2 separate regions of the Homo sapiens genome follow, and region 2 is linked to region 1. Evidence: chromatin loops called from intact Hi-C (ENCODE). Cell type or tissue: MCF 10A. All regions are shown on one strand. Links, peaks and the distances in the headings refer to the core of each region. The heading gives the core; the rest is flanking DNA. Region 1 overlaps MYO1D (myosin ID). Region 2 overlaps MYO1D (myosin ID).

Evidence for each region. Peaks named below come from ENCODE experiments on the same cell type or tissue, not always from the same donor. Only the 100,000 strongest peaks of a DNase experiment are listed, where the experiment ranks them.
Region 2: a loop joins it to region 1, with 3 times the contacts of the local background. A loop is called at or near these places in 7 of 110 quality-filtered maps.

Annotation. Positions count from the first base shown.
Region 1 is chr17:32,748,310-32,763,976 of GRCh38, reverse strand. MYO1D (myosin ID) reads left to right here. Exons shown (of 22, transcript NM_015194.3): 9 at 3,350-3,495; 10 at 3,573-3,687; 11 at 8,315-8,485; 12 at 14,971-15,041. Among named protein-coding and RNA genes, the nearest start is that of MYO1D-DT, 120 kb to the left of the region's middle. In MCF 10A, for the core only: a CTCF peak has its summit at 8,691 (motif pointing right); a DNase peak (open chromatin) is centred at 8,726.
Region 2 is chr17:32,601,048-32,616,714 of GRCh38, reverse strand. MYO1D (myosin ID) reads left to right here. Exons shown (of 22, transcript NM_015194.3): 21 at 11,474-11,628. Among named protein-coding and RNA genes, the nearest start is that of CDK5R1, 120 kb to the right of the region's middle. In MCF 10A, for the core only: a CTCF peak has its summit at 7,399 (motif pointing right); a DNase peak (open chromatin) is centred at 7,404.

The DNA.
Region 1 (15,667 bases), core at 3,799-11,798:
ATTCCCAGGAGTGAGCTTGCCAGGTCAAAGGGTATACTTATTTTATTTTTATTTTTTGAGACGGAGTCTTGCTCTGCCATCCAGGCTGGAGTGCAGTGGCACAATCTTGGCTCACTGCAACCTCCACCTCCCGGGTTCAAGTGATTCTCCTGTCTCAGCCTCCCAAGTAGCTGGGATTACAGGAGTGTGCCACCACGCCCAGCTAATTTTTGTATTTTTAGTAGAGACAAGGTTTCACCATGTTGACCAGGCTGGTCTCGGACTCCTGACCTCAAGCGATCTACCTGCCTTGGCCTCCCAAAGTGCTGGGATTACAGGCGTGAGCCACCGCACCTGCCATATATTTATTTTAAACTTTAAATTTACTGATTTTATGGCTGCATGGTAATATTTTATTGTTACTTTTATTTCATTACTAGTATATTTGAGCATCTTATCATATTTTTGTAGAGTATTTTAACATATTCTAAGAATTGCCTGGGTATATCTTTTGTGCATTTTTCTTTGGAGCTGTTATCTTTTTATTGTCAATTTCTAAGTGTTCTTAGCATATCATAAACTTTAACCCTTTGTTATCTGTGTGGCAAGCGTTGTATTTTCTCACGTCTAACTTTCGTTGTTGTTGTTTTGCTGGTTGATTAGTTTACTGTCTATTTCATTTTTTACTCTTGTAAGTCTTAGGCTTGGTTTTTAGTTTTGGGGGAATTTGAATTTTTCCTAAGTGCAATGGAGAGCAATAGGGAGGACTTTAAGGAGGGGCAATGACATCAAGTTTGCCTTTTTTTTTTTTTGAGATGGAGTCTCGCTTTGTTGCCCAAGCTGGAGTGCAGTGGCACAATCTCAGCTCACTGCAAGCTCTGCCTTCCGGGTTCATGCCATTCTCCTGCCTCAGCCTCCCAAGTAGCTGGAACTACAGGCGACCGCCACCACGCCCAGCTAATTTTTTATATTTTTAGTAGAGACAGGGTTTCACCATGTTAGCCAGGATGGTCTCCATCTCCTGACCTTGTGATCCACCCTCCTCGGCCTCCCAAAGTGCTGGGATTAGGTGTGAGCCACCGCACCCGGCCGTTTTTTTGTCTTTTTTTTTTTTTCTTTTTTTTTTGAGACGGTGTCTCTCTGTCACCCAGGCTGGAGTGCAATGGTATGATCTCAGCTCACTGCAACCTCCACCTCCCGGGTTCAAGCAATTCTCCTGCCTCAGCCTCCTGAGTAGCTAGGATTACAGGCACCCGCCACCATGCCTGGCTAATTTTTGTATTTTTAGTAGAGATGGGGTCTCATCATGTTGGCCAGGCTGGTCTCAAACTCCTGACCTCAGGTGATCTGCCCACCTCAGCTTCCCAGAGTGTTGGGATTACAGGCATGAGCCACTGCACCTGGCAAGTTTGCATTTTTAAAATGATCACTCTGGCCTTAGTATGGAGAATGTTATGGGGGCTAGAGTAAGAATGGAAGCAAAGAGGTCAATTAAGGGGATATTTTGTTAATCCAGGAAAGAGATGAGGGCAGCTTGAATCAGAAAAGTGAAAGTACAAATGGGGAGAGGAGGATGATTTGAAATGGACTGTGTTGAGAAAATAAAATCCATAGGACCTATTATGTGGAGAATGAGAGAAGCAAGAATAATACTTTAACATGGTCTGGCTCCAGCCCACCTCTCCCACCTCATTTTATACTATACCCAGCCCCCCTTTCTTCAGCCCAGCACATTAGTCTTCTCTCAGTCCTCACAGATTATCCTGATCCCTTTCTCCTTCCAGTCACAGGGCCTGTGCACATCTGTTCCCTCTGCTTGGACTGCTCTTCTCTCCTCTCTTGCTTGGCTACCTCTTACTCATCCTTCTGGTCTCAAGTATCACTTTCCCAGAGAGGCCTTCCCTAACCTTCCTGAGCACTGCATAGATTAAATTTCCCTAAGACCCCATGTACCTCTCCTTTAGTGTGGATGTTTATCTGCGAGGTGGGGGGCAAGTGAGAGAGACAGAGAGAATAATTTTTTCCTTCACTCTATTCCCTAAGTTTCTTGGACATTGAGACTATGTTTGTGTTTGCCTAGACCTGTATCTCTAACAAACTATATATAATAAGTATTCAGCAAATATTTGTTGAATAAATCAGTGAATTTCTAAGTGGTGCTATTTATTTGTGGCTAAAAGTAGGATAGGAACAGTTGTTGGAAGAGGAAAGATCAAGAGTCCTTTGAGTTTGAGATGGCTGTGAGCCATTGAAGAGTCAGTGTCAGGTAGACAGTCAAGCTCTTGAGTCAGGAGCTCAGAGACTGTTCTCTGAGTCTGGATTTGGATAATACTTTTGGGAGTCATATTATATTTGTATTATTTAATCCTGGGTGAGATGATTTAGAAGGTGCTAGAGAGTGAAGAGAAGAGGACCAGGAAGAACTCCAACTTTTACAAGTCAGGTAGAAGAGGAGACTCTACCAAAGGTCACCAAAAAGGAACATCCAGTGAACAAAGAGTAAAATTCAGAAAGGCTATTATCCGAAATCCAGAGAGAAGAGTGTTCCAAGAAGGCAGTGAAAACCTAGGTTGAGTGATGCTGAGCGACAGAGCAAGATGTCCATATGAGGTACGAGAAGTATCTATGTAGAGGTGCTGGGAGTCTTTGATGAGCCATTTCAATGGAGTAATAGGATGTAAGTGGAGACTGGAGTGGATTGAAGAGTAAAGGGGAGGTAATGGATATGGGTGAAGAGAGTGGGTAGCTGGCAGGAGACGTTAAGGAAGGTTTTCTAACGATGTGACGTTGCAGAGCACATGTGTATCGGGATGTGAATGTGTGTTAGCGTGTGGCACCTTTGTCCATGTGTGGCTTAGTGTGTGTGTTCTTGTGCATTGGATGTGTGTTCGATTCTCAGGGAATTTCAACCCTTGATCTTTGGCTCAGATCTTCATTTAGCATTAGAAATCAATATTTATATTTTTTAGAATTCATATAGCTTTAGTGGATCATAGATATTAACTCACTAGCTCTCAACTCTTTATAGTTGATGAAATTAATAATAAAGCAATGAACTGGCTTATTCAAGGGATCAGGCAAACTATTGATATAGCCGGGCAGGGAAACATGCCTGGAGAGTGTCGTTGGAATTGGTATAATGACCGGTAATAATCTTTTAAAAATACAAGCTATTTACTTTAGTTTTGCATACATCAGGTAGTTTGGGTTTTTTTAAATGGACAGTCTACATTTTCATTTGTTCTGCTGAGGCCAGTAATGGCTATGCTAAACAGTGAGAAGGTGGACAGGAATTTAAAACTGATCACAAATCCAAACAGAGGACTCATTCCCAAATTGGCAAGCATTTATGATGCTATTTTCCTTGCAGGCAATATATGAGCGCCTTTTTTGTTGGATCGTTACTCGCATCAATGATATTATTGAGGTCAAGAACTATGACACCACAATCCATGGGAAAAACACTGTTATTGGTGTCTTGGATATCTATGGCTTTGAAATCTTTGACAACAACAGGTAAACTGGAAAAGATACTTAAAACCTTGTTGCCTGTTTTCTATTTGTTGAAACTTAATTTATTCCTTTTCTTGTAGTTTTGAACAATTCTGTATCAATTACTGCAATGAGAAACTGCAGCAGCTATTTATTCAGCTGGTTCTGAAGCAAGAACAAGAGGAATACCAGCGGGAAGGGATCCCCTGGAAACATGTGAGTGGACTCTTATGGAAAATGCCTTCATGTGTTTCTCATATTATTGATAATGTCAAATTTTATTTTAGGTATTTCTTGATCTTTTGGGGGTATTTGAAACATCTGAACCTTAGCTTTCCTTTTTGGGATATGTAAATACAATTAATTTCATCATTTTTAGGTGGGATTGCTATAATTTGATAGACTGCCTTGTTGATGCCCAGAACATCCTGAGTTAGAACCAGTAAACCTGTTTTCACTTTATGGCTGCTACCACGTGGACTTACTGGTTTATATCTGTCTGTTAGGTTTAGCATACTTTATTAAGTTATACCTTAAATTGGCTGAACTTTGCTTCAGAATCTAGTTTCTTCTTCCCTTTTTCCTCCTTTTTCTCCTCTTCTACTTTGTAGACTATATGGTATTTTATTGTCTTCAGTTAATGTTGTTTATATTCTCTGAAACCTACACATTAAAATACTTGTTTTACTTTGCATTTTCTTGTGTATTACACTTCAATTATCACCTCTACTCTAATCAATCTTTGGGAACTTTTGTATTTGTCAGAGGCAAACTAATCTGGTAAGATATAGCTGGAAAGTATAATGGGTGCACAGTGCAAACCACAGAGATCAAAGCTAAAAGGCATGACTTGTTTGGTTTTTAAATTTCCTGTGATAAGACCTTCTGTTTATGATAGAAATGAGACATAGTAATTTTTCTTGTAAGTTTGTATTTTTAAGCAATTTTGAGAATAAACTTGAAAAATACAAAAACTTTTAAGTTTCTGTAGTTTGAGTTTATATGATTGTTCATCCTCTTGCCAGAGAATAGAAATGAAGCCAGTATTTGTTTTTTGTTATCCAATATAATAGCAGCAAAAAAATATTTGAAATACTATATTTAAATGACTTTTATCTTCCTTCCTACCTATTTTCTATTTCCTCTCATTCTGAAATAAAGAGACAGTGATATAACAAATAGCTTTCCCGCCTCAAAATTGTATCTGCCTTCCATCATGTGTTAAACGTTAGAATACCATAAAACAGTTGCTCAGGTATATTGGCATAAATTTTACCTATCTGCATATAAACCAAAGGGCTATTTTATATAAGAATTATCTATAGTTTGACTTAAATAATGAACTCTCCTAATACAATTAAAATTTAATTCAGTTCAATTAAGTGTATATGAAGCTTTCTAAGAATGAAACTGTTGTATAATATAATACACGGTATAACTGAAGCTTGGATTTTTAATACCAAATTTAATCATAAAACTTGTTATTCAAATGTGATTCCAAGGTACTAGTCAAAAATATCCTTTCACAATCAGAATATCAAATTTCACAGACATAATTGACAACAGGGTAAGTAATGCAGTGGACTGTTCCAAACATCTCAAAAAGAATTAAGAATCCCAAAATGCAAAAAATTTTCGCTAAATAAACCAAGAACTATTTGTCCTAGAGGGAGCAGAAGGCTAACTCCAAGGTAACAGTTACTTACTACATGGCAGATCCCCCCACAATTAGAATCTCTATTCTGGGTAAAACCCCAAACTTCTAAACATAGTGATTCTTTTTAAAAGATTTTTTATTATGGAAAATTTTAAACACACATTAAGAAGACAGACTATAGTACAGTAAACCCTATATACCCATCACCTGGCTTTAACACGTACCAGTTGATTGCCAGTCTTATGCCATCTGTACTATACCCACCTACTCCCAGATTATTTTGAAGCAAATTTCAGATATCACATTATTTCATCTATTCAATTGGGTATCTATTCAGTAAATATTTCCATGTATTTCTCTAAGAGAGTTTTACAAAAACCATAATCACAATGCCATTATCATACCTAAAACATTAACAAAAATTCCTTAATATCATAAAATATCCAGTCAGTATACATGTTTCATATTTCCTTAATTGTCTTCTGGTTGTTGTTTTGCAGGTTAAATTTGGATCCAAATAAGTTTCTTACATTATGATTGATTGATAGGTCTCTTGCATATCTATAGATTTTCTCCATGTTTCTTTTTTTCCTTGAATGATCTCTCTTTGCAATCTTGTGTTGAAGAGAATGAGTCATTTGTTATGGAGTTCCCCACAGTCTGGATTTTGCTAATTGCATTCCTCAGGTGCCATTTAATATGTTTCTCTGTTTCTTGTATGTCCTGTATATTGGTTGTTAGATCTAGAGTCTTGACTGGATTCAGAGTCAGTTTTTTTCCACAGCCCATTTCATAGACTGTGTGTGAACTTCCACCAGGAGGTTCATAATGTCTGGTTATCTGGTACATTCACTTTTAAAAGCTTTCGATGCTGTAGTTTGCAAATCATTTTAACTATTGAGAACTTGATACTCAAGCACAAAGCTGTTTTATCTGGAGTGGGTATGAAAGGCCAGAGCCCCATGTCCCTAAGCTACCCCATCACAAGTCTTCTGGCTCCTGGTATCCCTTAGGAAACCTTACGGGAATGCCAAGTTGCTGGAAGAACTTAGTTTGAAAACTACTGGTTTAAGCAATGTTTGAAGCAGTATTAAACTTACAAACTGAAAGTTACTAGCAGAGACCAATAGCTTTTAATAATATAATTGGGATTTTAGGGAAGGTAATTCTTTAGTCCCTGGGACAAAAGACTTCGTCTTTAATTTCACAGTCCCGAAGTCTAAGATGTCAACTATTAATATAGAGCTCCTGCTTTTTGAGTATTTTTAGGATTTTTTTTCCAAAGATGGAAATAACTTTTCTCCCTAATTAGAAATGTAATAAATGCCCATAATGAAAGTAAATATTTAGACCTACACTGCTTCACCTCAGTACTACTGAGATTTTGTGCCAGATAGTTCTTTGTTGTGGAGGCTGTTCTATGCATTGTAGGATGTTTAGCAGCACCCCTGGCCTCTACCCACCAAATGACAGTAGCACCCCTACCCCATTTTGACTAGAAATGTCTCCTGATATTGCCAAATGTCCCCTGGTGAGCAAAATTCCCCCTATTCCCCTATTTGAGAAACTTTAGTTTAGACAGATCAGAAAAGTATAAAAAACAAAGTAAAAACTACCCAGTTTACAGGTTTCAGTCCATAAGATACAGAAGAGAACATGCAAGACTAGAAATGGAGCTAAAAGCCATGTACAAATAACTGGCATAAAACCTTGGATTTTAAAGCATGAAATGGGAATACATGAGTCACTTGAATGGTCTATTATGAGTATATAGACCTTATAGAAGGTAATGGAGACAGCAATCAGTTTAGGTAACTCCTGCGTAAGATGGGACATAGCAAGATTAAACTGTGTGATCATAAGCTGCCCCTCTTTGAGATGTGCAGCTTGCCTGAGTTGGCCTTTCTTTGTGTGCCTTCTGTGTGTAGTGATAGGTACATTGCAGGCTGTCAGAATAAACAGGTGTGGCAGAGGATTGTTGGACAAACCTTGTACATGTATAGTTGCTGAAAAGCCAGAAGTTATTTATAACTTCATTCACCTTGTGGAAGTAAAGGAAAAGCTTTTTCTTATCTTTTATAGATATTTATTTCTCAGAATTAAATTCTTTATATTATGCCTAGAAAAATGTAAAAATTCTACTGAATTTTTTCAAATTGTTCAAAATTCTATTGAAGCTTTTTAACTTTGGGGAAACCAAAAGAAATGCTCTTTTGGATTTTAGTCATTCAGGGTCATGTAACTAAAAATGCAAGTTCTTTTTTTTTTTTTTCCGTTTTAAGTGGAGTTTATTTAACACTAAGAGATAAAGGGTTGTTAACAAACACAATGACAAATGGACATCTGATTGGGATGAGGCATTATCCTGTACACATAATGTTGATATTTTTGTGTACCCTCAGTGCATGGCATTTACACATAGAGCCACTACTGCACAGCACAAGAGTATCTGAAGAGGCTGAATCAGAGTAAGGCTGTTTAAAAGACTGAAATTTTTTAGTATATATATTCTGCATGAAAACAGAACTTTTGAACTGGCAGGTAGAAGGCAACTCTGCCAAACACTACAGTTAAAGCCCCCACTTTAGTGCACAGTTCCACCCCTTCCATCTGCATGCGTGACACATTAACAGTATTTAAAGGTAAACGAGGCACTTTGTGGCAACTGCAGCCATCGTTATGAACATATTGCACAAAATTTCTAGAACTAAACATTTAACTTGTACCCTACTTTTATAAAATTGCAAGTTTTGTGTAGTACCTTAACTTTATTATGAAGTAGTATATCAGATAATACTTTAAGGTTATTTGTTGGCCCTTTGTGGAAGGTGGACCTTACAGTTAATGGCAGGCAGATTGGTATGAAGGAGTAGGGTTGGGTGTGGGATCTGGAGGCAGGATTAAAATGAGTTTGTAATGGGAGAAATGGTGTCTACCTTATTATCTTTGCCTTGGGCTGTACTAATCTCAGACGGTGTATTTCATGATAGAAAGTTAACAAAGAAATTTAAAAATAAACCTCTGTTAGAATGTGTACTCTTTTTAGCGTAAGACCTCTTTAATGTTATTCACACATTTGACACCAAAGTAGTTTTACCTGAACTCCTGATACAAATGGGAGCATCAGGGTTTAACCTGGCCTGGTCACTGTTCTCTTCAGAATTCCCTCCTTGCTGTGTCCTACAGATTGACTACTTCAACAATCAGATCATTGTTGACCTCGTGGAGCAACAGCACAAAGGGATCATTGCAATCCTTGATGATGCTTGCATGAATGTCGGCAAAGTCACCGATGAAATGTTTCTTGAAGCACTTAACAGTAAATTGGGCAAACACGCCCATTTTTCCAGCCGAAAGGTAATGTGTTTAATGACACCTTCTTCCTTTTATCTGTGAGGTTCTCCTTATTGTTTGATGGAGTTCAACGACTTTATATGTTGGGATAAAAGAATGTCCCCTTTAATAAGAAAGAAAAGTCATAAACATTCATTAAATGATTTGTTGCTGTGGATAAATTCTGCCTCTCTGGTTTATAGTATGAAGAAATTGATAAAATCATGTTAATCCAGGAGAGGGAGCTCCAGACTATGCAATTTGGTAGAAACAGGAAAAATGAGCATGATTCTTTAGAAAGCATGATGTCATTTGTAACCAATAGATGTAGAGTCCTTGCTCATGTGCTAGAATTTTACTCCTGCATCTGATAATTCTGGCATGGAAAATAGCTTTTGTCCTTGACTTTTTACTGTAATCCTCAGTAACAAAATGTGTTGTGCACTCTGCTGTACTTCTTCAGATCATATGACTTCCTTGAAAACAGAGAGATTCTAGTTGTAATTCTAGTTATTACAGAGAAACTTATTCATTAAATAAATGGGTATCCTTTTAACTCTCCATTTTTCAGGATCTAAAAAAGTGATAAACAGATCACATATCTGTAGTAATTGGTGACAATTGTGCTTATCAGACCTTTGTGCTGATATGGACATATCATTTGCATGGAATATTCCATTTGCATGGAATATGTTTGCTATTAATATTTGTTCAAGAAATTTGTGTTAGAAGAGGAACACATCATCATCGCCCCTGAGACTTCCCTACCCATAGTCTTGTCTAGTAACCATATGCTAAAGGGAAAACAGGCCCTTGCTCCTTCACATCCATAGAAAAAGGGGGCAAACATTTCTGCCTCTCCAGAGTTCCATGTAAATCTCTGACACTGCCATTTTTTAGTGTGAATAAAGTCTATTTTCTAACTTATCTCCTTTGAAATTATGTAATCAGAACAGAGAAATTCCACAATTAACTAGCTAAAGCCCAAATCGTCAAGAAATAGATTACTAGCTGACATTTATTTTAGGCCAGTTTTTTCTAAAATATTCTCCTTGGTCTGTTACTGAGGATTGATAGTAACCCTACTACAAATTGGCTTTCAGATACTACAGTCTGCTCTTTCATGTTAGGGTTTTGGGTTAGAGGTACTGCTTCAGTCATTCCCTATTTACACCACAAATACCTAATAAGTGCTTCTCATCTTCCAGGTGCAATCCTAGGTGCTGGGGACAGAGTACTGGGCAAAGTTAGAAGTCACCTAAATAATTTAGAGTGATGCTTTTAAAGATGGCATGATTACATGGGCAAATGTCCTATCTTTGAGGGAAAGTTTATAAATGCCCTTTATAATCACAGTTCAGGTTTGGAGACTCACTTAGCACGGTGCCTACCAGATGGTAGACATTTAATCAGTGTTTGTAAAGTTGAATTGAATTGTTCCCAATCATGTCAAATAAATCTTATTTAAATTTTCATTTAAATTAGCTATGAGTCTCACATGAGAAATCAAATCCACCTCATTTTGATATCTTCTACCTTGGCCATTTATATACCTGAATTAAATGTGTCAACCAAATATTTTGAAATATAATATCATTCCTTTTTTTTTTTTTTCTTTTGAGATGGAGTCTCACTCTGTTGCCCAGGCTAGAGTGCATGGTGCAATCTTGGCTCACTGCAACCTCCGCCTCCCGAGTTCAAGCAATTCTCCTGCCTCAGCCTCCCAAGTAGCTGGGATTACAGGCACCTGCCATCATGCCCAGCTAATTTTTGTGTTTTTGTAGAGACGGAGTTTCACCATGTTGGCCAGGATGGTCTTGAACTCCTGACCTCAGTTCATCTGCCCACATGGGTCTCCACAAGTGCTGGGATTACAGGCATGAGCCACCACGCCCAGCCATGTCATTTGTAAGAGTAACTGTACATACCACATCAGTATTTGCTACTGATTTGACATGAAATGCTAAATAGTAATTTGTCTGTGGAGAGGATTTTCTTTTTCTTTTTCAAATTTATGGGAGCCCAGGTTTCCCAACTTTCAGACCAAGTGGCTCTTTCTTTTGGTATCCCTAAGACAAGTGCTGAGGTAGTGATTATTTATTTGTTTATTTATTTATTTTTATTATTTTAGATCTGGGAGGTGTACATGTTCAGGTTTGTTACGTGGATATATTGCATAAAGGTAAACTTTGGGCCTCTAGCTTACCTATCACCCAGATAGTGAACATTGTACCCAATATGTAATTTTTCAACTCTCACCCCCTGCTTTTGGAGTCCCCAGTGTCTTATTTCCATCTTTGTGTTCATGCATATGCATTGTTTAGCTACCACTTACAAGCGAAAATGTACATTATTTCACCTAGTATAATGGCCTCCAGCTCTACCCCTGTTGCTGCAAAGGACATGGTTTCATTCTTTTTTATGGCTGCATAGTATTCCATTATATATATGTATATCACATTTTCTTTCTATCCAATCATTTGTCGATAGACACTTAGATTGATTGTTTCCATGACTTTGCTATTGTGAATAATGTTATGGTAAACATACGAGTACAAATATCTTTTCGTTATACCTGGTAGTGGAATTGCTAGATCAAATGGTAGTTCTATTTTTAGAACTACCATTTAAAAGAAATGTTTACATTCTTTGAGAAGTCTCCATACTGTTTCCCATAGAAGTTGTATTAATTTACATTCCCACCAACAATGTATAAGCATTTCCTTTTCTCCACATCCATGCCATCTGTTTTTGACATTTTTAGTAATAGCCATTCTGACTGGTATAAGACGATATCTTATTGTGGTTTCAATTTATATTTCTCTGATGATTAGTGATGTTGAACATTTTTTCAAATGTTTGTTGGCTGTTTGTATTTCTTCTTTTGAAAAATACCTGTTCATGTTCTTTGCCTACTTTTTAATGGGGTTATGTGATTTTTTTGTTATTTAGTTATTTGAGTTCCTTGTAGATTCTGAATATTAGTTCTTTGTTGGAGGCATAATTTACAGATATTTTCTCTGATTGTGTAGGTTGTTTGTTTACTCTGTTGGTTATTTCTTTTGCTGGGCAGAACCTTTTTAGTTTAATTAAGTCTCATTTGTTTTTGTCACATTTGTTTTTGAGGTCTTGGTCATAAATTCTTTGCCTAGGCCAATGTCCAGAAGAGTTTTTCCTAGGTTTTCTTCTAGGATTTTTATAGCTTCAGGTTTTATATTTAAGTCTTGAATTCATCTTAAGTTAGTTTTTGGGTATGGTGAGAGACAGGGGTCCAATTTCATTCTGCTGTATATGGCTAGCTATTTTTCCCAGTACCACTTAGTGAATAGCGTATGCTTTCTCCATTGTTTATTTTTGTCAACTTTGTCAAAGATCAGTTGATTGTAGGTATACAGCTTTATTTCTGGGCTCTCTGTTGTGTCCCATTGATCTATATGTCTATTTTTGTAACAGTGCCATGCTGTCTTGGTTACAATAGCCTTGTAGTATAATTTTGAAGACAGGGTAATGTGATGCCTCTGGTTTTGTTCTTTTTGCTTAGAATTGCTTTGGCTATTTGGGCTGTTTTTTGGTTCTATATGAACTTTAGGATTGTTTTTCTAATTCTGTGAAAAATGACATTGGTAATTTGATAGGAAATGCATTGAATTTTTAGATTGCTTTGGTCAGTATGGGCATTTTAATGACATTAATTCTTCCAATCCATGAGCATTGTATGTTTTTTCATTTTTTTGTGTCATCTATGACTTCTTTTGTCAGTGTTTTGTAGTTCTCCTTGTAGAGATCTTTCACTTCCCTGTTTAAATATATTCCTAGGGTTTTCTTTTGTGTGAGTGTTTGTGGATATTGTAAATGGGATTGAGTTCTTGATTTGGTTCTTAGCTTCAGTGTTATCAGTCGTGTATAGAAATGCTTATTTATTTTTGTACATTGATTTTATATCCTGAAACTTTACTGAAGTTGCTTATCAAGTCTAGGAGTCTTTTGGAAGTCTTTAGGGTTTTCTAGGTATTAGATCATGTTATCAGTGAACAGGAATTATTTGACTTCTGTTTTCCAGTTTGAATACCTTTTATTTCTTTGAGATAGAGATTTTTTAAATGTCTTCTTCTTTGGGATTTTTACCTAATGAAGAAAAGAAATGATCAAACTATCAAAATATTTTAATCACTGTGAACTGTTTATTACACATGCTATTCTGTGTGTTGAGCTGGATATCATCATTTGCTACGGGTTACTGATTAGCTAGACTTATTGGCATGTTAAATTAGAGGTTTCTGTCTTGTGACAGTTATTTCATTTAGGGACTACATTGCTTCTTCCGTATTAAAGTTACCATGGAGAGACAGGCAAATAATCCAATAAAGCATAAAATTATTATTTAAATTATTAATATAAAAAGTTAAATGATAAATACATAACTGCTATTACCAAAAAAAATAAAGAAAAATCTAAAACCTCCTGTGTTCAGATCAGTTGCAACTTTGCAGTATCCAAATGTAAGAATGTTCCATTAGTGTAGACATCTCTTGGGTCCTTTTCCTTAAGGGGTTTTATAAATAAAACAGTTTGTAAAAGGGGTTAATAAGAGAGAGAGCAGAAAAGGGGAACTAAGTATTTTGGAGACCTCTCTGTATGGTAGATGCTTTGTTCTCAATAGTTCATTTAATCCTCAGAACAACTCTCTGAGATAAGTAATTATTAAAGAAGTCAGAGTGAGTAGATGGTAGAGGCAAGATTTGAACCGTGGAGGTCTGACTCTAATTTCCTGTAATTATTCACTTGTCAAATTAATAGAATACACCTTTCAGGTTGAGATTATTTGTTATCGAACATTAGAACCTAAGTGGTTTTTGTATATTTCCCTAGGAAAATTTATTTATTTATTTATTTATTTATTGAGACAGAGTCTTGCTCTTGTCGCCCAGGCTGGAGTGCAGTGGCATGATCTCGGCTCACTACAAGCTCTGCCTCCCAGGTTCATGCTATTCTCCCGCCTCAGCCTCCCGAGTAGCTGGGACTACAGGCGTCTGCCACCACGCCCGGCTAATTTTTTGTATTTTTTTCATAGAGACAGGGTTTCACTGTGTTAGCCAGGATGGTCTCAATCTCCTGACCTCGGAATCCGCCCGCCTCAGCTTCCCAAAGTGCTGGGATTACAGACGTGAGCCACCACGCCTGGCCTCCCCAGGGAAACTTTTGTGGACTCTCCTAGATGTCTGCTTAAGAAACTATAAGATTCCAAGTGATTCTTAACAGGGCAGACAAAGAAGTCTAGATGCTACTGTAACAAGGAAGATTGTAGAAAGTCATAGAGACCTCCACAGCCATATAAAAACTGCCTTCCCATAAACTATTCCTCTTCAGGGAGAAAAGGAGCTGCAGAAGCTTTATCTTCTGTGAAATGATAGTCCTGAACTGGAGTCTCAGCTTAGCAGACAGATGAGCCAGGCCTCCATGTACATAAGAGAGCACAGATGTTACATTCGATTCCAGGAGTCCTTTCCAGGGGTACCACTTACTAGCTATGTGATCTTGGGCCAATTGCTTAACCTCTTTGAACCTCAGTTTCCATGTGTGTAACAGAGAGATTGTTGTACCTTATATGTCAGCATTGAAGACTGAATAAGATGTGTATGCCTAACAACTAGTAAGCCTTCAGTATGGTCCTCCTTAAGTCCTCCTTCAGTATGGTCCTCCTTAAGGAGGAGAAAGAAACTCTATCAGTCAGGGTAGGCTGGACTGCATGAAGATAGTAGCTAAATTTTGTTTGGTTTGGTTTGGTTTTTGAGACAGGGTCTCGCTGTATTGCCCAGGCTGGAGTACAGTGGCCCAATCTTGGCTCACTGCAGTCTCTGCCTTCCATGGTCAGGTGATTCTCCCATCTCAGCCTCCCGACTAGGTGGGACTACAGATGCATACCACCACGCCTAATTTTTGTATTTTTAGTAGAGACGGGGTTTCACCATGTTGCCCAGGCTGGTCTTGAACTACTGGTCTCAAGCAATCTGCCTGCCTCAGCCTCCCAAAGTGCTGGGATTACAGGCCTGAGCCACCATGCCTAGCCTGTAGCCAAGATTAAAGTGTCATAAGATAGTAGAAGTCTGTGTCTCTCTCAGGGACCCAAACTTCCTCTATCTTCTGACTATTCCATGCCTTAGGGACTACCCTCTGCATCCAACTAGTTGGGGGAGAGAAGAAAGCACAGAGGGGAATCATTCACTTTTCACCAGTTTGGGCCTAGAACAGCCACACTTTACCTCCATTGTCCAGAACTTGGTTACTTGGCCATATCCAGCTGTAAGAGTGGTCAGGAAATGTAGTCTAGCTGTGTGGATTTCTAGTGAAAGTTTAGTCTTTATAATACATAAGCCATATTTTTAAATCAAGCCCCACACAATGTGATGTCATAATTTGTGATATTATCATCATTTCATATTAAGCTGGAATATATTTTTAGGAAAGCAAAAATGTCTGTTTTCAAAATAATATCCTTCTTGATTCCTTAGCTCTGTGCCTCAGACAAAATTCTGGAGTTTGATCGAGATTTTCGAATTCGACATTATGCAGGCGATGTAGTGTGAGTATCTTACCTTGGTACCTACCATGATTTGCATGCCGCCTCACTTTAGAAAATACAACCAGGAAAAATGTAAATTGGTTTTATATTCATTTGCATGTTTTGGTCATTTGATATGTCAATATATTTTAATTTGTTCAACTTAAAAATGGCATAGCTTCATTCATTCCTTGCTTTTCAACCATTTATTGAGCACACACTACTTGCCCATGTACATTTCGTACAGTTCCTGGCATAGTTCGTGTTCAGTAAGAATCAGCTGGCGGGTCAATAAATCATGGAAGTATATTAAGAACTGGGATAGAAAGATGGATAAGATGGTCTTTGCCCTAAAGAACCAACAGTTTAGTGAAGAGTATAGGCATGTACGTCCATCAAAGGTCACTATAATGAAGAATGGAAACAGTTAAACTAGAGAAGCACAGGCATTATAGGAGCAGTGGGTAGGAATAATTAACCCACTGAGAGGGGTATAGAGAGGTCTTGCTGGAGGAAGTGGTATCCAAATTGAGTCCTAAAAGTAAAAGAGGGTTAGTCAGGGGAATGAATTAGGAAGAGGGGAGAGAAAAGAGAAAGCTTTCCAAGTAGAAGAAACAGTAGGCATAAAAAGGCCCCTAGGTGAGAAT
Region 2 (15,667 bases), core at 2,613-10,612, 150 kb after region 1:
AGTGGCAAAAATTTTGCAAACTTGTTTTAAATCCTCCACTTTCTACCCGCTGATTAAAAATTATTTTTGTTACTCTTACTTAAAATGCACTTACCAGCCAACCACTGTGGTTACACCTGTAATCCCAACACTTTAAGGACGCCAAGGCAGGAGGACCACTTGAGGCCTGGAATTCAAGACCAGTCTGGGCAACACAGCAAGACCTCATTTCTACCAAAAAAAAAAAAAAAAAGTTTTTAATTAGTCAGATGTGGTGGTACATGCCTGTAGTCCCAGCTACTTGGGAGGCTGAGGCAGAGGACTGCTTGAGCCCAGGAGCTCAAGGTTTGAGCCATCATTGCACCACTGCACTCCAGCCTGGGCAACAGAGTGAGACCCTGACTCAAAAAAATGAAGTAAAATAAACTAGAATGTGCTTACCCACTCCCAAGATGTCCCAAAAGTCTCATCTCCTTATAATACCAGGTTTAAGGTCAAGGGCCAGGATCTCATCTAATTCAATCCAGGCACAGTTCCTTAAGTAGAGTTCCTGCAATCTGAAGACCAACTAAAAGGAAAAGTTACCTGCCCCGCATACCCAACATGCAGTGATGATCTAGGGGTGGGATACCTACCACAGACATTTCTGTTCAAAGAGGAGGGGAATGAGGGGCACAAAACACTCACTGACCATCTGTGTTTGCAACTAAGTAGCTTTCTTAGCTGCTTCCTGTCCACAGGTCCAGAGCCTCTTTGCATTTTGCCATGTCTATGTTGCTTTCAGTCCAGTCCTTTGAAATTTTGATGGTTTCACTGTGTATCAATTTATAATCACTCCATTAGACAAAAAACACGCCCACAAATCTCTGCAAAATAAACTCTCCCATACCTTGGGCTCCTCGTGAGCTATTGTGGGACAAGACCCTTAAGATTCAGGAGCCCTGTTGTTTATCGGATAGAATTTGTAAGGCATGCCCTAAAGATCTTTAGAGCCTCGTTTAGTCTGTCTGGAAGATACTATGGATGCCTTCGATCTTTCTAAGGTTTTAACAAAGGATTTTACAATCCCACTCTGGGTTTGATCCGTTGCCCTGAAACCATTTCTTAATTTGAGAATCATTTGCCATCTGGAGAAGCTGGGAATAAGAAACAGTTTTATTTTCAAGCCTAGCAATTGCAGGCTTCTTTATGTTTCCTCTAAATTTTACATGAGAGCAGAACCATTCTTTATTAAGGTCCTCTCTCTCCTCTCACATTTTTTTCATAGACAGCAAGAAGAAGCCAGATGGCACTTTCAGTATTCTGTCTAGAAATCTCCTTATCTAGATCATCACATTTGTTACGTACATTTTCTATTTTCTGCCTTCCCATAGGCAACAGTGTTGTCAAATTTTCTCCTTAACAAAGGTCCGCTTTCCTCTGGCTCGAAGTAGTCTTTTCCCTGTTTTCCTCAGGCCCTCACTGACCTCCTCTTGAAGGCCTGCCATGATTCCCCCAACAGTCTCTCAGAACCTTTCCAGCTTCCACCTACTTCCCAAAGCCAGTGCCAACTATCTGGGATTATGTTATAGGAGCACCCTACTCCTGTTCCAAATTTTTATTCCAATTACTATTGCTGTGTAACAATCCACCCCAGACTTAGTGGAATGAAACGACCGCTACTTTATTATGTTCTTGGATTCTGTTGGTAAAGAATTTGAAAGAGGCACTGTGAGGCCAGCATGCCTCTGCTCCACAATGTCTAGGGCCTCCATTAGGAAGATTCGAAGGTGGGGGTTACTTGGTGAGTGAGAGTTGGAATCACTGGAGCCCTCATACACTCACTTGTCTGGCCCCGGCTGGCAGAGCTCAAGCCAGGACTGCTGACCAGAGCACCTGCACACGACCCCTCTGAGAGGTTTGGCTGCCTCACGGCATGGCACCTCAAGACCATCAGCCTGCTTGCATGAGGGCTCTGGGCTCAAGCAAGTTGTTGCTTTCAAGAGATGCTTGCTTATAAAGGGATAAACTCTCAGTTATGCCACAGCTTCCACCATTTCCATGATGAGCCCACACAGCTGAGCTTCCTGAGTTATAGCTAGTTGAGGAGTAAGGAGGGAACAAGATGTGGGGGACTGGGAAGGGAGAAGGAGGGAGATTAGGAGAGACAGATGAACAGAACAGAGAAAGGTGAAAAGAAAGTCACCAGGTGTCCTGCAAAAAGCCAGAGCAAACTGTCTCCCAAGTTTCTGAATGGAAAACAGAATGAACAGAATGTTCTCCATCAAAGAGCAGCCAAATCAATTTGTTAATTGAGATCAAAAGAACATAAGCATTATCTCTGCAGTCTAATCAAAGAACAGAAGTTGAATAGTACATCCAAAAACCCAAGTGTCTGTGTCAAAATACGAGCAAACACCTGCAGAAATTAAGTGACCGCTACAATTTCATGAAAGTTCTTTGTGTGTCAGGCATAGCTTTGGACGGGGTGTGGGGGGCGGGGGCATGGAAGGGCAGGGAGGTGGGGGGAATACCAAGAATGAAGTCCCTTAGAGGTGTATGTAGAGAGCAGTAACCAAAGAAGAGGAGAGATTCTCCAGGACAGAAGATTGTGGAACAGCTGCTACTGGGAGGAAGTTTGGAACAAAGATGCTCCAGAGTTAAAAAAAAAAAAAAAAAAAAAATTAAAACATTATTATAGTGATGAAATAGCAATAAATACATTTGAGTATTTACCATCTTACTGTAAAATGAAGTATTGTTTTATATACCATGGTATACTGTAAAATAAAAACAATACAAATGCAAAACTTCATACTTGGCTGAAAAAAGTGAAAGCCAGCGAGCCTGACCCCAAGGAGATCATTCTGGTTGGACAAGCACACGGATAATACATAAATGTGAACTATTAATAAATAAACTGAGTTATATTGAGGTATTTCTTTTTTTTTTTTTTTTTTTTTTTTTGAGATGGAATCTTGCTCTGTCGCCCAGGCTGGAGTGCTGGAGTGCTGGAGTGCAGTGGCACTATTTCGGCTCACTGCAATCTCTGCCTTCCTGGTTCATGCGATTCTCCTGCCTCAGCCCCCCGAGTAGCTGGGATTACAGGCACGCACCACCACGCACAGCTAATTTTTGTATTTTTAGTAGAGACAGAGTTTCACCATGTTGGCTAGGATGATCTTGATCTCCTGACCTCGTGATCTGCCCACCTCGGCCTCCAAAAGTGCTGGGATTACAGGCGTGAGCCACTGCACCTGGCCTATATTGAGGTATTTCTTACTAGTGAACCACCCTTACCCTTGTGAATATACGCTCATGGTCATGGTGTTTATCTTGTTGCATCCAGTTTGTTAATTATTTTGGATTTTGCATCTGTATTTGTACGTTACATTGATTTCTGGGTGTGTTTGTTTTTGTGTATGAGAGAGAGATTCAGCAGGTTTTGCTAGCAGGATAAATAAAATGAGTCAGTATGATTTTTCTCTTTTTCCATATTGTAGAGCATTTAAGTATGATAGAAATTACCTGGGCCTATAACATAACCTGTGCCTAGTAAGAACTAGAAGAGTATTTTTCTGATAATCTAAAAAAAAACTTTTTGCTAGTTATAAATAGAAATTAATTGTTTTATCTTTCTTTAAGTCAATTTTACTAATTTATATTTTCCTATAAAATCATGCATTTCAGGCCTGGTGCAGTGGCTTACACCTGTAATCCCAGCACTTTGGGAGGCCAAGGTGGGAGGATCACTTGAGCTTAGGAATTCATGACAGCCTGGGCAACATGACAAAACCCTGTCTCTACTGAAAATACAAAAACTAGCCGGGTGTGGTGACGTGCTCCTGTGGTCCCAGCTGCATGGGAGGCTGGGGTGGGAAGATTGCTTGAGCCTGGGAGGTAGAGGCTGCAGTGAGCCGAGATCGTGCCACTGCACTCCAGCCTGGGCAAGACAGCTAGACCACATCTTTAAAAAAAAATATGCATTTCATTAATATGAAATTACAATTACAAAAGTTTTTCTCTTCTAATTTCTTCTTCTTCTTTTTTTTTTTTTTTTGTTTTTTTTTTTTTGAGATGGGTCTCACTCTGTCACCCAGGCTGGAGTGCAGTGGCGTGATCAGCTCACTGTAACCTCAAACTCCTAGGCTCAAGCAATCCTCCTGCCTCAGCCTCCTGAGTAGCTGGGACTACAGGCACGCACCACCACATCCAGCTCCAGCTAATTTTTTTTTTAGCTGGGGTTTTTGCTATGTTGCCCAGGCTGGTCATGAACTCCCGGCCTCAAGTGATCCTCCTGTCTCAGTCTCCCAAAGTGCTGGGATTAGAGGCTTGAGCAACTGCTCTTGGCCTCTTATAATTTTGAAAGTCAACACACCCTTTCTTAAATCCCTTTCTCATTCCTAATGTTAAATATTTGCGGTTTTGCCTGTTTTTTCCTTGGTGAGACTCTGCCAAGGGTTTGGTCTGTTCAAAGAACCAGCTCTTTAATTTATTATGTATGTTGTTCTCATTCATAAACTTCTACTTTTATCTTAATTAATTTTATAAACAGGGTATATTTTTGTTTTTTGCTTAAATCTATAACCCCTCGTCCTCCAATAAAGGAGTTGTATCCTGTTCACATTTCTTACAGCAACTGGCAAAAAAACTTTTCTTAAATTCAATCGTGTTATTTAAATGCTTTCTATTTTTTATGCTCCCACGCTATTTCATTCTTTTTTCTGTTGCTGCATTGGTCAAGTTTTATTTATTCTCTTTTTACTACTGGTTAGAACCTTACACATCCTTTTTCATCTTAATGATTACTGTTAAATATTTGAGCTGATCTTTCCTAATTGATATCAAGAATAAAATGGATTTACTTATCTCCTCCTGTGAATTGTGACAAAATTAATAGAGTTTTCTTTTTGTTTTTGAGACGGAGTCTCGCTTCAGTGCCCAGGCTGGAGGGCAGTGGCATGATCTCGGCTCACTGCAACCTCTGCCTCCCAGATACAAGTGATTCTCCTGCCCCAGCCTCCTGATTAGCTGGGACTATAGGCACCCTCCACCACAACCAGCTAATTTTTGTATTTTTAGTAGAGACGGGGTTTCACCGTGTTGGCCAGGCCAGTCTCAAACTCCTGACCTCAAGTGATCCTCCCGTCTTGGCCTCCCAAAGTGTCGAGGTTACTGGTGTAAGCCACCACACTTGGCCAAGTTTTCTGTTTTAAAAAAGGATATAAACCTGAATTTTATTTTCCTGTGTAGATAACTTATTTTTGTATGCCTAGGTACTTGAAGATTTTTTCCTTTATTCTACAGGTCTAAAACTTCTCTGGGCTACACATCCAGAAGATCCTCTAAGTTTGGCTGGTACCTGTGATTCCTTTCTGTCTAAAGACTGGGATGTTTTCTTCTATTATTCTTTAATTTTCTAAAGTATCTATTCAGTTACTGCTTCCATTGTGTATGTAATTTATCATATTTGTCTTTTCGAATTATTTCTCTTTCTAATATCGGTCTGTTTTGCGCTGATTTCGTAAATGAGAATATGGATTAGAGATTTTCTTGTATAGTGAGCTCTGCTCTCTAGCGCTCATTCCATTGCAGAGGAGGAGAGGACATCTGCTCTGATTTCTCAGGCCGGCCTCCTCTTCCAGAACTGCTCAGCTCTTTACCTATCTAGTTGTGTTCACTGTTTGGTCCTTCTTAGTAAGGAGAGGCTGGGAGAATTGAAATGGGTTGCAATCAGAGACTCTTTTTGCCCTGTTCAAATCTTCAAGGCCAAAGAAGGGGAAGGCTTAGATTTATCATAGCATAGAAATCTCATAGATTAGGAGAAATAAGGAAGCAACAGGGGCAGGGGGAGCCTTGATAAGGAGTTTCCCTTTTGTTCGGAGAAACGCATCTATGTGTTATGGCTGCCCAAATGCAATGAGGTAGTGACCCCTTCCCCAGCTGAGGTGTTTCACAAAATACCTTCCATTTGCATGGTGTTGTAAGGTTTTAAAATTATATTTTCAGTGATAAAGTTTTGCTGACTTATTTTCACTTAGAGTGTAAGACCCTCGAAGACAGAGGGTTTTTTTGCTTATTTACTTTTTGTACTCCAGAGTTGCTACTATTTGATCCTTACCACAACCCTGCAAGGTAGACAAGGCACCTGATGTTATCCTTATTTTGCAGAAAAGGAGACAGATGCCCCAATAAATTAAATGAGTCACTCAAGATCACATGGCTGAATTGGGATTAACACCCAGGTCATCCTTAGTACACTAATCCCCACTTACCATCCTTTCTTCCAGAACTAAAGGGGACGTTCTGGGTGCTGTTTGTCCTGCTTTGGCAACAATAGGGACTTAATCTTTCATTATTTGTGTAGCAGAGCAACTTAAGTACTGTTTTCCCTCATTTCTTCTGAGACTGACACACCACTAGGCCTGGGCGTACACATGAAGAATTCCCATCCACAGCAGATAAAGCCACCTAGACAGCAAGGGAGAGAGAAGGGGAGGGAGAGAAGCCCACCCGCTGAGAGGGGGTTGTGGCCGAGAGCAGAGTCATTGGCTCCTGTCCTCTGGTCCAGGTAGCACCTAGGAAGGGATCCTCTATCCCTGTGGTTTCAGCGTTCTTTGCCGAATCTGTCTCTTTTCCCTGAACCCCTGCAGCTAATGCTCCTGGGATATGCTGGCAGAGTTACTGCTGTTACCATTCTCATTTCTTTAGGCTTTAATCAAGCTCTCCTGTGAAGTGCTACATCAATTCAATTTTGAATTTCACATATAAAATAATGAAATGAGAGTGAAGCGTGATAGACATAAAATGTTTTTTTAAAATGAAAATGATATTTTTAATTTAATCATATAAAAATCATCTGGATCCAGTACATGTAAGTGGCAGAGAGTTTGCTATATTCTCTTACCAATGGCCTCAGAAAGCCCACGATCCACATTGGTTGGTGAATGATTTCCAATTTCTTTAATATTTTCCCTTCTCTCCATTAAGCCCTGACCCTGGCATTCTTTAAAATCAACCCAAGAACTCACCTCCTATGAAAATGTATTCATGGGAATACTTATTTATAGAATATATAAATATTCTATGTTCATTTATACATGATACTTGAAAAACCTGGTGTGATGGAAAGAACATGAGTCCCCATCAGTCTGCAGGTCTGAGTTCTAGTTCCCGGGCCTGCAGACGGGCTGAACTCCTTCAGTCTCAATTTCTATCTGTAAAACATAGGCATGGAACTAAGTGACACTGCAAATCTGTAAATTGTTAAGGTGTTTTTCTTCAGTTATTTAATACTTACCTCTTCCTCTGATCCAACTGGATTGTGAATCCCCCAAGAACAGGGATCACATTCTCAGCATCTTCTGCACGTCTGTCCCTACCACAGGCCGTGTGGCACTGCGCCATCCCCCAGTGGTTGCCTTGTTCATGCTGCCTGCCCGCCTGGCTGATAGCACCTGTGGTAGCCAGGAGGTGGCACTTCGGTATTTTATGCAATAGAAGAACAGACCACAGAATGAGGAAATCACTCTGACTTCTGCTTTATTGACCAAAGTAGAATATCTAGAGATCAAAACAGCCAGGGTGTGCAATTTTTTAAATTTATAGGCAATGAATATAATTTACGTGCATGGGTGGTGGTGTACAGGTCTCTTGAGTCTTAGTATGGGCGTAAATTTGTGTAACCACTGCCACAGTCAGGATACAGAGTAGTTCCATACCCCAAAAACTCCCTTGTATCGGACTCCTCATAACCCCAAACCCTGGCAGCTACTGATCTGTTGTCCATCCTTATCCTTTTATCTTCTAGAGAATATCATATAAATGGCGTCACACAGGCTGTAACCTTTTGAGACTGGCTGCTTTCATTCAACCATAATGCCTGTGAGATTTATCTATGTTGTTGCATGTCAGTAATCTGTATCATTAGTTTGTTCATTGCTGAGTAGCGTTCCATTATTTAAATGTACCACAGTTTGTTTATCCGTGCACATGCTGCTGGATATTTGGGTCGTTTCCAGCTTTTGTCAATTATTAGTAGAGCTGCTGTAAACATTCATGTATAAATTTTCATGTGAAGCTAAGTTTTTATTTCTCTAGGATATGTGCCTAGGAGTGAGATTGCTGGCTCATGTGGTAATTTTCCATTTAATTTTTTGAGTTAACAACCACTGTTTCCACAGTGGCTGTAACATTTTACATTTTGTATTTTCACCAATGATGCATGTGAGTCCCACTTGTTCTGTGTCCTCACCAGCATTTAGTATTATCACTCTTTTGTTGTTGTAGGCTGTTTTGTTATTTTAGCCATTCTGATGGGTTTGCAGTGGTTCCCATTGCAGTTTTAGTTTGCATTTCCCTAATGGCTGCTGATGTTGAGCACCCTTTCATGTGCTTATTCACCCCTATGCCTTCTTTGGTGAAGTGATTTCAAATCTTTTATCCATCATTTTTAATTGAGTTGTTTACTATCAAGTTTTAAGAGCTCTTTATAGATTCTAAATACAAGTCCTTTATCAGATACATTTTTGCAAATATTTTCTACCAGTCTGTGGCTAGTCTTTTCACTCTCCCACCAGTGTCTTCCTTAGAGCAAAAGTTTTAAATTTGATCAAGTTCAATTTATCAATTTTTTTGCTTTATGGATTGTGCTTTTGGTATCATTTCTAAGAAATATTTGCCAGCCCAAGGTCACAAAGATTTTCTTCTATGTTTTCTCCTAAAAGTTTTCTAGTTTTACATTTTGCATTTCGATCTTATAGTGCACTCTGAATTGTTTACGAGATGTGAGATTTAGGTAGACTTTTATTTCCGTTTGCATGGGGGTGTCCAAATGTTCCAAGTTATCCAGATGCCCACATTATCCTTTCTTCATTGAGCTGTCTTTGCACCCTGGTGAAAAAATTATTGGCCATATTCACGTGAGTCTGTTTCTGATCTATGTTTTTTTTTTCCTTTCTAAATTATTGTCTTGATTAACCTAGCTTTATACTAAGCATTAAAATCAGCCTCTATGAGCCCTCCAACTTTATTCTTCATTTACAAAACTGTTATGGCTATTCTAGTTCTTTTGCTTTTCCATACATATTTCAGAATCTGCTTGTTGATACCTACAAAAAATCTTGCTGGGATTTTGGTTGGGATTTCATTAAATCTATAGATTAATATGGGAAAAATTGGTATCTTAAGAATTTGGGTTTTCTAGTCCATGAGGATATTATTTTCCTTCATTTATTTAGGTTTTCTTTTATTCCTTTCATCAGCCTTTTAATTTAACTTGTTCAACATTTTGTAGTTTTCAACATGTAGGTCCTACAGATAGATGTTTTGTTAGATTTATATCTAAGTATTTTTGTTTTTGGAGTTGTTATAGATGGTTTTGTTTTTCAATTTTTGTTTCAAATTTTTCATTGCTAATATAGAAATATTTTTGTATGTCAGCCTTGTATCCTTTGACCTTACTAGATGCGCTTATTAGTTCTGGGAGCTATTTTGTGGATCCTTGGCATTTTCTATGTAGGCAATCATGTAATCTGAAAACAGAGACATGTGTTTCTTCCTTTTCAATCTGTATGCTTTTTAATTTTTTTTTTCTTTGAGATGGAGTCTCGCTCTGTTGCCCAGGCTGAAGTGCAGTGACGCGATCTCAACTCACTGCAACCTCCGCCTCCCGGGTTCACACGATTCTCCTGCCTCAGCCTCCTGAGTAGCTGGGATTACAGGCGCCTGCCACCACACCTGGCTAATTTTTGTATTTTTAGTAGATACAGGGTTTCACCATATTGGTCAGGCTGGTCTCGAACCCCTGACCTCAAGTGATCCACCCACCTCAGCCTCCCAAAGTGCTGGGATTACAGGCGTGAGCCACCACACCCAGCCGCTTTTTAATTTATTTAACCTGCCTTACTGCACTGGCTAGGGCTTCCAGTATAATGTTGCATAGCTGCAGTGACAGTGGAAATCCTTGCATTGCTCCCGATCTTAAGGGAAAACATTCAGTCCTTCTTCACCAAGTATGATGTTAGCTGTGGCATGTTGTATATGTCATTTTATCAGGTTAAGTTCCCTTATAATCCTGGTTTGCTGAGAAATTTTTATCATGGATAGATGTTGAATTTTGTCAAGTACTTTTTCTGTGTCACTTGATACAATCTGTGGATTTTCTTTGTTATCCTGTCATTTTATTCTGTCATTACCTTGATTAATTTTTGAATACCTAACTAGCCTTGCATTTCTTAGATAAACTCCACTTGGTCATGTTGTATTATCATTTTTATGTATTGTTGGATTTAATTTGCTAATATTTTCTTGACATCCATTTTTACATCCGTGTTGATGAAGGATATCAGTTTGTAGTTTTCTTGTACTGTTGTGTTTATTTTTGATATCAGAATAATGCCAGCTTCAAAGTGAGTTAGGAAGTGTTCCCTTCTCTCCTATTTTCTAGAAGAAATATGGTGAATTGGTGTTATTTCTTCTTTAAATGTTTGGTGGAATTCACTATTGAAATCATCTGGGACTAGAATTTTCTTTTTCAAAATGTTTTTAAATATAAATCTAATTTCTTCAACAGATACAGAATTATTCAAGTTATTTCTTCTTGGAGAGTTTTAGTATTTTGTGACTCTTAAATAATTATTTGTTGTTGTTGTTGAGATGGAGTCTCACTCTGTCACCAGGCTGGAGTGGAGTACAGTGGCATGATCTCAGCTCACGGCAACCTCTGCCTCCTGGGTTCAAACAGTTCTCCTGCCTCAGCCCCCCAAGTAGCTGGGACTACAGGCGCACGCCTCCATGCCCGGCTAATGTTTTTTTGTGTGTTTTTTTTTTTGTATTTCAGTAGAGATGGGGTTTCACCATGTTGCCAAGGCTGGTCTCGAACTCCTGAGCTCAGGCAATCCGCCCGCCTTGGCCTCCCAAAGTGCTAGGATTACAGGTGTGAGCCACTGCACCCTGCCAGAATTATTTGGTTTTAACTAAGTTGTTGAATAAGTTTTTGTATAGAATTGGTCCAAATATTTTAATATTATCCTTTTAATGTCTGTGTGGTCTATAGAGATGGCCCCTCTTCCATTCCTGATATTGGCAATAAGTTCTTCCTTCTTTTTTTGTTTTGGGCTAGAGGTTTATCAATTTTATTGATCTTCTGAAAGAACCATCCCTGTTTCATTAATTTTTCTGTATTGTTTTTCTATTTCAAATTTTGTTCATTTCTGCTCTTTATTATTTCCTTCCATCTGCTTGTTCCGTGAAACTGATAGAAGATTAAAGTCAGGGGGTCACTGAGCAAAACCCTTAGAAAATGTATGACGTGTTTTGTTGTTTTTAGGGATGGTGTCTCGTTATGTTGTCCAGGCTGGATTCAAACTCCAGGGCTCAAATGATCATCCTGTATCAGCCTCCCAAGTAGCTGGGACTACAGGCACATGCCACCATGCCCAGCTCCAAAATGTATTTTTTAATTCATTCTTTTGAGAATGATCCAAATAGTTTTCCATGCATTTTCTCTTTGCAGTTGACTGGTCTGAGTGTCTCCAATGGAAAGGACCAACTTGTAGTGTTCCATACGAAAGACAACAAAGACCTCATTGTCTGCCTCTTCAGCAAACAGCCAACCCATGAGAGTCGAATTGGAGAACTTGTTGGAGTGCTGGTGAATCATTTCAAGAGGTAAAGTTTGATTTTTGTAACTAAGACACGTTTTAAATCTATGAAATCTTTAATCGTAATTATCACTGAGCTTGTTTTGTGCCAATTTTAATGTATTGAGCTATTTTTCTCCATAAGGACAACTTAAATCATCTGTTTCGCAGAAGGTAAAATTAGCATCCCAGCTTACTTTCAAGGTTAGGAATGATCCTCTACTTTTCCAGCCTCCAGCTGAACCAACAATGAGAGATTTCCCTAAATGGTGATTTTTATTCCACTGTCGATCCAAATGCAATTAAATCCAAAAGATAGACAAATTACTTTATATTCTTCTCGTCATAGCTTCTCATTTACCCCAAGTATAATCAGTTTGTGTGTCCACTATGACCATAAGCAAATTAGAAGGCAGATTTGGGATGGTTTGCAAGTCCATGAAGACTACAAGAATTCCTGAGAGAGGCAGTGACCACTGCAGAAACATGGAGTCATGATGGAACATGGCATAATCTGAGAACTTCATAGTAAGCCCTGATGATACCTGGGGCAGGGGGGTGAACAATGATATAATAAATATAAACAGAGAGCAGGTCCTGAGAGTGATGGGGACCAGTGAATGGATAATTTTAAGCAGGGGAGTGATTTTGTCTGGTTATTTATTGGAGTTGTTTCAGAGATTGGATTTCTCTTCCCATAAGGGGTCATGGAGTATTTGGGTGGGTGTATCTCTCCAAAGTCAAGTGCTCTCTTTGTGGCATGCTGCCTTCACCTCCCCAACCCCACCTGATGCTGGGAGAAGACCACTCATCAAAATCAGTGACTAAGAAATGATACAAGTGTAGTTACTTTTTCTTCCTAAAAGACATTTCCTGAGTTCCTAAAATTAATCAAGTATTCCTTATTAGTATGTTTTTTTTTTTCAGTTTAGACGTGGCTTCTCTTTCTCTCAACAAACACATATTTGGAATCAGATGTCCACATATCTAATTCTATTGTATTCATTTTGGCTGATAAATGTATAGAGCATAATTTTAGAGGTGGGCTGCACAGACCATTTATTTTATGTTATTACACCTTACATTCTAGATCAAAGTAGATCTTTAAATATTTTCTATCATTAAATGCTTTTACATGCTGTAAGTAAAATAATACTTAATGGTCATTTGTGGGGAAAAAATAAGAAAGTAATTACCAAAAATAATAATAAATGCATAGACTTTTGAAAATTCCTTTCCATCTGCCAAATAAATGTAAAGCTAAGAAAAATTTTAAAAAGTTTAGAATGTGGCCAGGCGCAGTGGCTCACGCCTGTAATCCCAGCACTTTGGGAGGCTGAGGCGGGCGGATCACGAGGTCAGCAGATCGAGACCATCCTGGGTAACACAGTGAAACCCCGTCTCTACTAAAAATACAAAAAATTAGCTGGGCTTGGTGGCGGGCACCTGTAGTCCCAGCTACTCAGGAGGCTGAGGCAGGAGAATGGCGTGAACCTGGGAGGCGGAGCTTGCTGTGAGCCAAGATCCCGCCACTTCACTCCAACCTGGGCAACAGAAGGAGACTCTGTCTCAAAAAAAAAAAAAAAAAAAAAAGTTTAGAATGTAAGGAAAAGACATAAAGAAGGCATCTCTGCAATAAATGTCTATAACTCAAATAAGCAAGCTTATTTTCCTGCTAATATTTATAGCAAAGTATAGAAAATTAAAGGAATTTTAATTTGTTACTCTTAATTTGGATACCAGTACTAATGAATGCAAGAGTTTTTGCCTGGGAGATTGAAGTATTTTATCTCTATCTGGGTGCTTATTTAGCAAATTCTGATCTATTAAGTGCCTTCTACAAGTGACAGAAATACGTGAACCTGGATGTAGATTTCATCAGTTGCTTTCTTTTCCTAGCTAGCATATGCATGCTGAGGTACATTTCTAGGCGTATGTCCTCTATCTTTAATGTATGTAAGGATTTTTAATTTCTTTAAAATTTATAAATGTGAAGAGAAGACTATCAAGATGCTAGGAATTTTTTGGTGGATTTTTTTTTTTTAATTCTTGGTGTTTCTATCTTATGAATTAAGAGTGAAGTGGAAATGAGAGATAAAATCTTTCCTCCCAGACCCCAGAAAAGTCAGGCTTGAAATTTTGACTTAGAGTTTTAGTCATCAACTTACTATTTACTTTTTGGGAAAAGGTTAATTTGATTTTTTCTAGCTATTTTCCTTTATTGTCAACTATCGTATCATTGCCATGACATTGAAATTCACATTGTATTTTATAAGCATGATGTTGTGGCACATAATCTTATTTGTCCCTGAGTTAATTATGGAAATCCAAAGGTTCGGGAGGGAATTAACTTCAGACCAATTCTTTATCTTCCAGATAATTTCCCTAAAGTACATTCTGAGATGTGTTCTTGTCAGCAGTTGGGAGGAAAGGGCTCAAAACTTCCCAAGGCTGAGGCAAGAACCAGCTAAGAGGACCAGAGGGAACAGTGCCCAGCCTCACAAAGAGCCAGGAGTAGTTTCTGATCTAACAAGGCAGACTAAAGAACTTCGTCATTCACAGGGTAATTGGGTACAGTATTCAGAAGGGTTTTGCCTCAGTAGGGGGGAATAATTGGCCCTAGAATAAATGCTGCTCTGGTACCACCTAATAAATCTTAAAAGCAAGACCCAAAAGGATCAAACTGCTTCCAAGTAACTTAGCTATGTCCTGAAACAAAGCTCATGTATATTTCTAAAAACACAAAAATATCCATACCCAACAGGTAAAATTCACAATGTCTGACATCCAGTCAAAGATTACGGGCATGCAAATAGGAAAATACAGTCCATTATGAGGGGGAGAATCATCCCTTTGAAACCAACCCAGAACAGACAAAGATACTAGAATTAGCAGATACAGACATTGTAAGTCATTATAACTAGATTTCAGATGTTTATAAGTTAACTAGAGATAAGGAAGATGTAAGAAAAAGACCCAAATCGAACTTCTAGATGAAAAATACACTGATGTTTGAGATATTCCATGATTTAAAAAGAAAACAAAACAAGACAAAGCATGTCCTCGAATAAATTTTTCCTCATCACCATGAGTTGAAGCCAGAACTTTCCTGGCATTTCCTTTCACATGAATCTTGAAACAAAAACCAACTAAGTATAAATTAGTCTCTCTTTCACCTCCTGCAGTCTTTATTCAATCCAGACCCATTATTTCTGCCTCTCCAAGTACACACCCACATATTTTATGTTTGCTAAAACATTTGAAGACAATCTTTAATAAAGTACAGGTATACCTCGTCTTACTGTTCTTGACATTATTACACTTCACAGATATTGTGGTTTTTATAAATTGAAGGTTTATGGCAACCCTGCATTGATCAAGTCTATTAGCACCATTTTTCCTACAGCATATGCTCACTTTATGTCTCTGGACACTGGAAGAAGATGCCATCTAGAACTTTCATAGCTAGAGAGGAGAAGGTCAATGCCTAGCTTCAAAGGACAGGCTGACTCTTTTGTTAGGAGCTAACAAATTGCCACAGCAATTTTGATAATTCTCATAATATTTCAAAACTTTATATTGTTATTAACTGCTATGGTGGGCTTTGATCAGTGATCTTTGTTATTACTGTAATCATTTCAGGGCACCACAAACTGTACCCATGTAGGACAACAGACTTAACTGATCAATGTCGTGTGCGTTCTGACTGCTCCACTGACCATCTATTCCCTCATCTCTCTTCCTCTCCTCAGGCTCCCCTATTCCCTGAGATACAACAAGATTGAAATTAGGTCAGTTAATAACCCTACAGTGGCTTTTAAATGTTCAAGTGAATGGGAGAGTTACACATCTCTCAGTTTATTTTAAAAACTAGAAATGAGCCAGGTATCATGGCTCATTCCTGCGACCCCAGCACTTTGGGAAGTTAAAGCGGGAGGATTGCTTGAGGCCAGGAGTTCCAGACCAAGGTCTGCGCAACATAGTGAGACTCCATCTCTACAAAAAAATTTAAAAGTTAGTCAAGCATGGTGGTGCACACCTGTAGTCTGTAGTCCCAGCTACTTAAG